Linked DNA regions of Homo sapiens: region 1 is linked to region 2. The links are chromatin contacts, found by Hi-C or POLR2A ChIA-PET in ENCODE. All regions are on one chromosome and are shown on one strand. Each heading gives the region's core, a stretch centred on a gene start or an enhancer-like site at or near the end of the contact. The rest is flanking DNA. Distances are from core to core; before and after follow the strand shown.

The links. A loop is a pair of places that touch in the nucleus more often than their neighbours do. ChIA-PET counts read pairs that join two places held with the same protein, here RNA polymerase II (POLR2A). Pooled maps may share reads with other maps.
Region 1: a loop to region 2 is called in a map of PC-9, with 10 times the contacts of the local background. The contact joins the enhancer-like site here to the promoter of KCNH1 in region 2. A Hi-C loop is called at or near these places in 10 of 168 maps with a recorded cell type or tissue (A673, Calu3, HCT116 and 7 more), 6 of 37 single-sample maps with no recorded cell type and 15 of 50 pooled maps. POLR2A ChIA-PET finds 5 or more read pairs at or near these places in 2 of 52 experiments (MCF 10A and activated naive CD4-positive, alpha-beta T cell).

The regions. Positions count from the first base shown.
Region 1 is chr1:211,650,893-211,655,337 of GRCh38, reverse strand. NTRAS (non-coding transcript regulating alternative splicing) reads right to left here. Exons shown (of 3, transcript NR_131925.1): 3 at 716-1,294. Among named protein-coding and RNA genes, the nearest start is that of NTRAS, 13 kb to the right of the region's middle. Within about 2 kb of position 1,782, at least 2 of the 41 ENCODE cell types and tissues checked have a DNase peak (open chromatin) inside an H3K27ac peak, as active enhancers do; they include PC-9 and endothelial cell of umbilical vein, where a contact is called at or near this core.
Region 2 is chr1:211,131,868-211,136,219 of GRCh38, reverse strand. KCNH1 (potassium voltage-gated channel subfamily H member 1) reads left to right here and starts at 2,072. Exons shown (of 11, transcript NM_172362.3): 1 at 2,072-2,353. The coding sequence starts at 2,275. It overlaps KCNH1-IT1 (KCNH1 intronic transcript 1), which reads left to right and starts at 2,846. Exons shown (of 2, transcript NR_046784.1): 1 at 2,846-3,032; 2 at 3,194-3,941. RefSeq lists silencers at 1,891-2,170, 2,665-2,855, 4,082-4,282.

The DNA.
Region 1 (4,445 bases), core at 533-3,032, 520 kb before region 2:
AGCAACTGGGAGTTACTGCGAGAGTCTATGCCGGGCATTGGATAAATGCCTTCTCCCCATTATTTCCTTCAATCCCTACAATACCCCTGTGAAGTAGGTATCATTCGAATCACATTTTACACGGGGAAACTGAGACTCAGAGATCACAGCTCCGGAGCTCAGGCTTTTGGCAATAACCCTCCACTGCCTGCCTCCGCAAGACAGCAAAAGGTTGGCTTTGTTCCCCAAGTCATCCAGTTTCCCACAGTGATGGGTTAAGCGTCATAACCCATGGCTTTATCCAAGCCATTTGAATTGAAGAGGAAGGTGGACGCAGAGCCAGCATGGTTAGGGCCAGTGGCCTTTCCAGACTTGCGTGCCAGGAGAGATGGGTTAGCGTGGGGGAGGCCGGAGAAGGGGTTTTCAAGTGACCCCGGTAGGACCCCCACGTCTCTCTCCCGCCTTTGCTCAGCATCATCTATAGCATGGCTTTGCATTTCCTCAAAAGCCCAGGCCAGATGCCCAGTACCTTCAGGCGGTCCAGTGTCCCCCACCCCCTAGAGCCATCTCATTCAGGACTGCCCTCCCCTGAAACGTTTTATGTTTCCAGAAGACCCTTCTCCTTCCAGGGCAAAGCCCTTTCAGTTAGGCAAGCTAGTTCCCTCAGTGACTTAAGATAAGGCTGTCCTCCTAGGCTGGACTTGGGCTGAATGCAAAAGGCGACACAAGGCAGCTGTTTAAAAAAGAATGAAGCAAATTTATATGCACCAACAAGAAGAGATTATTGCTCATTGTGACTTGGTGGCTGGGAAAATAAGGATCCCTATTAGATTGATGGATTTCACACCAAGGAGGAGGATAGAACCAGCCCTCCCAGAGGGCTGTGCTTGCTGCAGGCTAGCTGATGAGACACGTGGCTTACTTTACCCCTCGCTCAGCCCCAGCCTCAGCCTCCCTCCCTCTACACAGGGAAGACAGAGGTCAGCTGCTGAGGGCCTCCTCCATGCGAAAGGTTGCATTCCACCCGGCATTCAGAGGGGCACCCTCGCTAACCTCCATGGAGGCACCTTGCTTACATTTCTGACACCACAGCCACAGCGACAGCTCTGGGGCCCTACAGCTCCCCTCAAGCTGCTGAAATCCCAGACAACCAAAGCTGCTCATCCCTTGATGCCCTACGACCACCCAGCCAGGAAACAAATCCCCCCTCCTCCCACTGCCTGGACTCTGAGACAATCTCTGGCCATCTTGATGCAACAGAGTGTTCCATAATCATAGTCACACGTTCACAGGAAGTGTTCACAGATGATTCACTCTATTAAAAAACAAAACAAAACAAAACAGTTAAATCATGAAGTGACAACATCGTTGTAAAAAGTTCTAACAATATGGAAAGTATATATAGTGAAAATTAAAAGGTAAACATTCCTCACCCATTAGCCTAGTTTCTATCTCTGCTTTCGGAAGTAGCTATTAACACTTTGGTGTTTGGTGGTCCTTTCTAGACTCTGTGTGTGTGTGTGTGTGTGTGTGTGTGTGTGTTGCGGGATGGGGATAGAGTGTCTCTGTGTATGGGGGTCTGTGTGTGTGTCTGAGTGGATCCATCTGAGTATGTGTATTTAAAACACACGTAGGCTGGGTGTAATGGCTCACACCTGTAATCCCAGCACTATGGGAGGCTGAGGTGGGCAGATCACTTGAGCTCAGAAGTTCGAGACCAGCTTAGGCAACTGGTGAAACCCAAAAATGCAAAAAATTAGCTGGGCGTGGTGGTGTGTGCCTGTGGTGCCAGCTACTCAGGAGGCTGAAGTGGAAGGATTGCCTGAGCCTGGGAGGTGGAGCCTGCAGTGAGCTATGATTGCGCCACTGCATTCCAGCCTGGCGACAGAGTGAGACCTCATCTCAAAAACAACAACAACAACAACAAAAACACACTGGGAAAAATAGGATCTGAATACATGCACTATTCTTTAATTGTTTTTCCAATTAAAAAGAATCCTTTCTTGTTGGTTTAGATAAATAAACCTTTCTTTTTCAGACAGCTGCCCTGTGTCATCATTTACCTTCATCCCAAGTTCATTCTAGAAGGCAGCTTACCTTGAGTCTTCAGGGAACTAGCCTGCCTAGATCAGCCAGAAAGGTGGAGAGTCAGCTTCCACCTCAAGAACTCAGGGCCTGGCAGCCGAGATGGGCACACATCTTTGAAGCCCTTACTTATTCCCACAAAGCAGTTAATCAGCTCCAGTCACAGAATCACCGGTCCCAGTGCTATCCTTAAGAATCTCGTGCTTAAGGCCAGGCTCGGTGGCTCATGCCTGTAATCCCAGCACTTTGGGAGGCCGAGGCGGGTGGATCACTTGAGGCCAGGAGTTCAAGACCAGCCTGGCCAACATGGTGAAATGCCGTGTCTACTAAAAATACATAAATTAGCCAGGCGTGGTGGTGCATGCCTGTAATCCCAGCTACTCGGGAGGCTGAGGCAGGAGAGTCACTTGAACCTGGGAGATGGAGGTTGCAGTGAGCCAAGATTGTGCCACTGCACTCCAGCTTGACCAACAGACTGAAACTCTGTCTCAAAAAAAAAAAAAAACAAACAGAAAAAACAGCAACAACAAAAAACAACCTTGTGGTTGATTAACTGCAGGAGTGGTCATAACATAAAGAAGACCCCCATTAGGGTGTGGCCCCAAAGCACATGCTGGGGGGACCCCACAGCGGTTCACTGACAGCCTCAGGGCTTGCCAGAAATCTGACCCACACCTCCCCTCAGCTCCCTCTCAGCGCCGTGTTGGCCTGCCTGCTGCCAAGACAGGATCCAGGTGGTCCCTTCTGGGGCCCAAACTCTGAACACAGAGAGCTGAGATACCCTGGCTTGGACACTCACCGTTGCCCTGAGCCTGGCTTGCTTGTTTCACCTCTCTGCGCTTCAGTGTCCTCATCTGTGCAATGGGGATGTTAACAATGGCAAAGATCAAGAGGGAATACGCCATAGGCAAGGACCTAGAACAGTACCTACTTACAAAGTTATTTCACTTGGCTTCAGGAGAGATTTAAAGTGGCTTATACGAATACATGGTTATAATAAAATGCATATGTTAAAAGCAAGGAGGAAGAAGACAAGCTAGGGTGAAGCCAGGGATCAGTCCTGCATGAGAATTAGACATGATCATACACTTACCGTTGTTGGACCACAAATCTGTCTCTAAGCTTCCTAGTGGCCAAAACAAAAAAGGGCAAATGGATAGTTATGCCCTAGAGGCCTGTAAAATAAAGGCAGTTCACTTGCTCAGGTAATATTGAACCACTCTGGATGCTAAGGCAAGGCTTTTCTCCTTTGCGTCCTTAGACAAGGGACAGTGTGGTAGAAGGAGCGTCCTCCTCTGTGACATCTGTGAAGTGTGTGCCACCCCTTCTCACCTCTACCCTCCATGTAGCCTGCTGGCATCACTTGAAGCTCAAGTCAGCAAAAGCTATTGTAGCTGGGAGAGTAGTTTTCAAGTATGTTCATGTGTTTCTCTCTTTCTCCATTCTGTATATTTGCCTCTTTCCCCAGTGCCATTTTCAAGAAGAATGGACTGAGGAGGACTGGGATTGTTACAGCAAGAATGTCAAGAGAAAGACAAAGTCCTTATGCAGCCAGTGACATCCAAGGCATGGAGGCAAGATAGTTGAGTCTGCAGCATCTAGAAGTCAAACTTTGACAAGAGAGAGAAGGGTTTCCTAAATTTGCTGAGTTCCACTAACATATTAAGAACCAGGCCTGGCGGACCAGATCCAGGAGTCTGACATAAGCTAAGGAGAACACGCTGCCAGGATGTGCTGCAAGCCAGCACCGCTTCTCTGACTTTAATGTGCATGTGAATCACCCGGGCACCTTGTTAACATACAAGCCCTGGTTCCGCAAGTCCATGGTGGGGCTTGAGAGTCTACATTTCTAATAAGCTCTGGGGATACTGATGCAGCTCGTCCGTGGCCCACTGTCTAGTGGCAAAGATGTTAAGGATATCAAGGCTAAAACTGAAAGGGATTAGAGCTCCCCTCCAGGCCCAGGAAACTGGGAAGAAGATGGGCTGAGGTTGGGGACCTGGGTGGTCACACTCGTGGGCTGATCTTCCTACTGCAGGCTAAAGTCCCAGGGTAGAGGACTGGATTGGTGGGAGTTGGGTGGGGTGAGCAGTTGAATAGATTGAGAGAAAAGGCAAACACAGAGTATTTTGTGCCCTGACCCCCATTTAGAACTTCGTTAGCCTGGTGGTGGCGGCGGGGGGGCGTTGGGAAAGGGGAGGGTGCTCTGCTGAGGACAGGGGAGTATTTGGTTTGACATTCCCAAAGCCCTTGATGCCACGTAATGTGGGAGGAACTGGAAGAGATCCACTTTCTTGTATGTTCCCATGGGGGTTTCCAATGAGGATCTGGCTGGGGGCATAGGGTCTACGTGGGTCTTGGGCTTAATGGGAGTCACAACC
Region 2 (4,352 bases), core at 823-3,322:
ACAGTATAACAGTGCTTTTATAAGCATCCAGTCTTATTTAAGCAAAAAGACGTAAAATAATGTGATCGTGTTATGGCACACAATCTGGAGGTTTAAAACTTTAAAAAAAAGAACCACTTTGTAGTAGCACTATTTTGTTTTAGGTCTTTTAATTTCTTCAAGTGTGCCACCAAAAATTGTAGTATTCAAAAAGGTGCCAATACACACACACATACACACACACACAGAGTCCATGTTGAGATCCATTTCAGTAGTACATTTAAAATGGAAGACATCTTATTTCTTTTTCTCATCAGGTTGCCCACCAAGGCTTTAACATCTCTGATCTCAAACTAATATCATCTGTTTCCTTTTTTATCTAAGCCACAGAACATGAGAGCTCATTAAAACCTTAGAAATTTTATTAACTCTCTATGATAGTTTTCCCCTCCACATTATTTTCTTTATCTTCCTTTCACAAGCAGGATTATGAGGTTTCTTGATGGGTTTTTAATATTGTCATGAAAAATCTTCCCTTGGCATGTTTGTGCGATAACACAACTTTAAAAACCTTATTTAAATGAACTTATTCAAATGAAGTGGATAGGCACCAAACTGGCTCAGCTCAGCACCAAATACATTTCAGAATCAAGTTCTCTTCAACCAGTGTTATCTCATTTGTAATAGAACAAAGAACCACTAGACGGAGCTAGGGTTTAAGAAATCACTGTTCTAGACTAGGTAACAGGCGATGGGTAGAAGGCTATCTTAAGGAAAAAGTGTATCATTACTTGCATTTCAAATCCTATGACAGTCTTATCCAACTCTCTGCTAACAGCAATCTGTTTACTTTGTCTCTACACAAGACGAGATAAAGGGTGATATTCGTAATGGCCCAATTTATTTAGTCACTCCAATAATGACGTCTGACCTTGGCACAGCACTTTACAATTTAAGGTGCTGTCCCCATACATAATTCTTGCTTGATCTTCACAGCAACTCTGAGAGATTTCTGGGCAAGAATTAGTTCTTCTGTTTTTGAAATTAATTAACTGAGACAGGATGTCTTTGCAATACATTAGGATATGTCAGGATGGCTAACCCAGACAATTAATTTTCAGGGTTAGTTTTTTTTTCTCTTACATTTTTGTGTTGACTGTTGACTCAGTCTGAAACTAGTAAACTCTCCATTCATTTCTCCTGTGGGACATAGGCTTAGTCTCCCACCGCACCGACTGGGGATACATAGTAAAAAGGCAGGTACAGACTATGTGTGGGTCGAAATCCCCCAAAATAAGTGAACAAACGACCGTTGTCTTAGCCCCTGTCCAGAAACCTTGGGTGTATGTGGTTCTTCCGTATACCAGGGGTCAGCTGTAAAAACTAACTGTATCCTCTGCACTACAGACTACCCTTCAAGCCAAAGCCACGGTTGCTTAATTAATGCTGCCCCTCTCCTGAGCATTCGCCCTTAGAGACAAGTCCACCCCTTTGATGTTTGTCAGGCAGTTTGATACTGATCATACCAAACATCAGGAGCCTGCATTTGTGTCTACGGTAAAAACAACCCAAGACAACTCTTCTGAAGCTGAATCTGCCAGTCACTCTAAATCTGCACTATTGCAATACGACTTCATTAATTACTGCTCAAACACTGGCCTAGAATCAAGGTGGGGCAACTTTCACTAGTCAGGCTAACCTTACAGGAAGGCAAGAAGGTGTTCCCAGAGCCTCACAGGTCCCGGGGGCCCCGGCCTGAAACAGAGCAAAGGAAGAGAGTTACATCAGCACGCTCCCCTAAGACTTGTTGGGGGTGAATCCGCCCTGAAAGCTGCTCACAATGCCCTCCTCTCCACCCAGCCCATGGCACATCCTGAACACATTTCCCGGCTGAACCCAGAGGGTGGCGCTGCCGTCCCAGCCTTGGTCCACGGCCGCCCGCCACTTCCCTGCCTCTGCGGGAGCCCCCCAGCTTGGTCTCCCGCAGGCCGGCGGTGGGGCACGAGCCCGGTAGGGGGCGCCGCCGGCCCAGGCGCCGCTGCTCCCTCCGCCCACCCGGAGGCGGCTGCCGCTAGCCGAGGCCGGCGCGAGTGCACTGCGAGGCGGGCCGCAGGGAGGGAGGCGCGAAGAGGGCGCGAGGGTAGCAGCCAGAGGGAGCCGCCAGCCCTGCCTGCGGATCCCCGCCGGGCGCATGGGGCGCTTCGAGCCGGGACTGCGTGCGGGCCCCGAGGCCAGTTTCCTGCTGTCGTAAGAAGCCGCGCCAGGACGCCCGCCGGACCCCGAGCTGCTGGGAGGATGACCATGGCTGGGGGCAGGAGGGGACTAGTGGCCCCTCAAAACACGTTTCTGGAGAATATTGTTCGGCGGTCCAATGGTAAGAGGTGCATTCGGATTTCGATTACCCGGGCGTTTTATCCGTGCCTTTATTGCAGAACCTCTCGCCGCTCGGAGCCAGCAGATGCAGCAGAACCCGCGAGCTCTGCTAAGGAGCCGCGGCGCGGGCACCCAGGGCAGCCTCCCCGAGGCAGAGAAAGGTGGGCAGGGCGGGGCGGGGTCTGATGGGTCCCCATCCTAACAGGAGAGCTCTTCTGGGGACGCCTTTTGGGCCTTTCTAGCGCCCTCTCGGTCTTATCTCCAAGGATGCGTGACAGCTGCTGAGCAAAGTACTGGGAAAAGTGATGGAAAGCTGGCTGCAGCCGGAGCGGCAGCGCGCGCCCCATCGGCACTGCCCACCCTTCCGCGAAGGCTCTGGGGCTCCCGGGCTGCTCCCAGAGGCGCCGCCTCTCCCCAGGGAGAGCCAGCAGTAGAGACGGGCAACTCCAGGTCCCCGCTGCCTCAGAATGGGAGGATCCGGCTGCCTCCACCTTCCATCCCTGCAACTGAAAAGTCCGAGGTGTCGGGACGTGCTCTCGGCGGCCTGATTCCACCCCTTCACCCACCCACCACTTTCTAGGTGAAGTTAAGGCTCACCTTCGAAGTGAGGGGCAGATGGTTTTCCTGGCGTCAGGTGGGAAGTGGAGGGCACAGGTGCAGAGCGAACTAAATGGTCACAGGTACAAACCTGTTATATTTCCCCTCTTCCAAACCCACAACGGTTTTATGCCACCCTTAAGTGTTGCTCACCTATAAATTCCCAATCTCACCAAACCTATAAATAGATCCATTACCCAATAAACTGACAATCAGCACTCATCTGTTTCCTTGTGGCATTAAGATCGACGGTAGCATGAAGCCTTGAGAGGCGAGAGTCCTAGGAGCGGGGATGGAAAGGAAGAATTCCAAACGCCTTTCGGACTTAACAGAGGAGAGACCCCAACTAAGCACTTGCAGAGCGACTAGGAGTCCTGGCAGTTGGAAGGCGCAGCGCACGAGTTCATCAAATGGCTATATTGAAAGATAGCCAAGCATAAGATGCTCTTTGCAGACTCCTAGAGCCCCCACCCCACCCCTTCCAGAAACAGATGACATTCTTCTACCAGGGAGACATGAGGAGCTAACTTAGGAAATGGGTTTTAATAATGTGTAAATATCACGATTTCAGAGTCTAAGGAGCTTCTGTGTAAAATGATGAGCTTCTGTTTGGATTTAGTTAGGGATTCAGGGGAAGGGCATGAAAAGTGACTTATGCTACTAATAAACACTCTTTAATTAAACAGTGATTTAAGTTTATCTTATAATGAAACACATCAACTAGCATAGCAAATAATCACGTATTATTTAAGTACTTTCTTAGAAATGATCATTTCTTTATTGTGTGCCTCTTAAGAGTGTTTCTGGTCAGTCACCTTTCCTTTCAAGGTCTTCCTTATTCAAACTAAGGTGGCTTTTAGGTCAAGGTCACAGTCATTACCTGGGGATGCAAGGGGATGATAATTGCTATGTGAACAGCCACAATGAACTGTTTTGCCATAAAAAAGCTGGAGTTGTTCATTTATTTTTAAATAAAATAAGAGTTACTGTGCTATTATTGCTATTTTTATTGGACTATTAAGGGGTATGGAGACAATCTTGCAAATTTGGTTATCCCATTGTCAGTGACACCAACTTTCTCATAAATATCAATGACAATTCTATTTTTCAGTAAAGAGGCAGTGCCCTGTAAGTTAGAGGGGAAACCCAGTACCTAATGTATACTGTGTATGTTTTTGAGTGGAGGGAGCAGGAAGAGAAACTTACATGTAAAAGTCACAAGATGCCTTGGGTTTTAAGGGAACCTTAAGAATCTTGGAGCTGTGAAGGCAGAATACTGTCTATTTTAGTTGATCTTATTAGAGCCACTTTCCCTCTGTAATCATAGAATGTGAATAGAATAAGTCACTGGGAATATTTTTAGGATGGGCATTGTCATTTCAACACCAGTTTCAGCAGGTTGA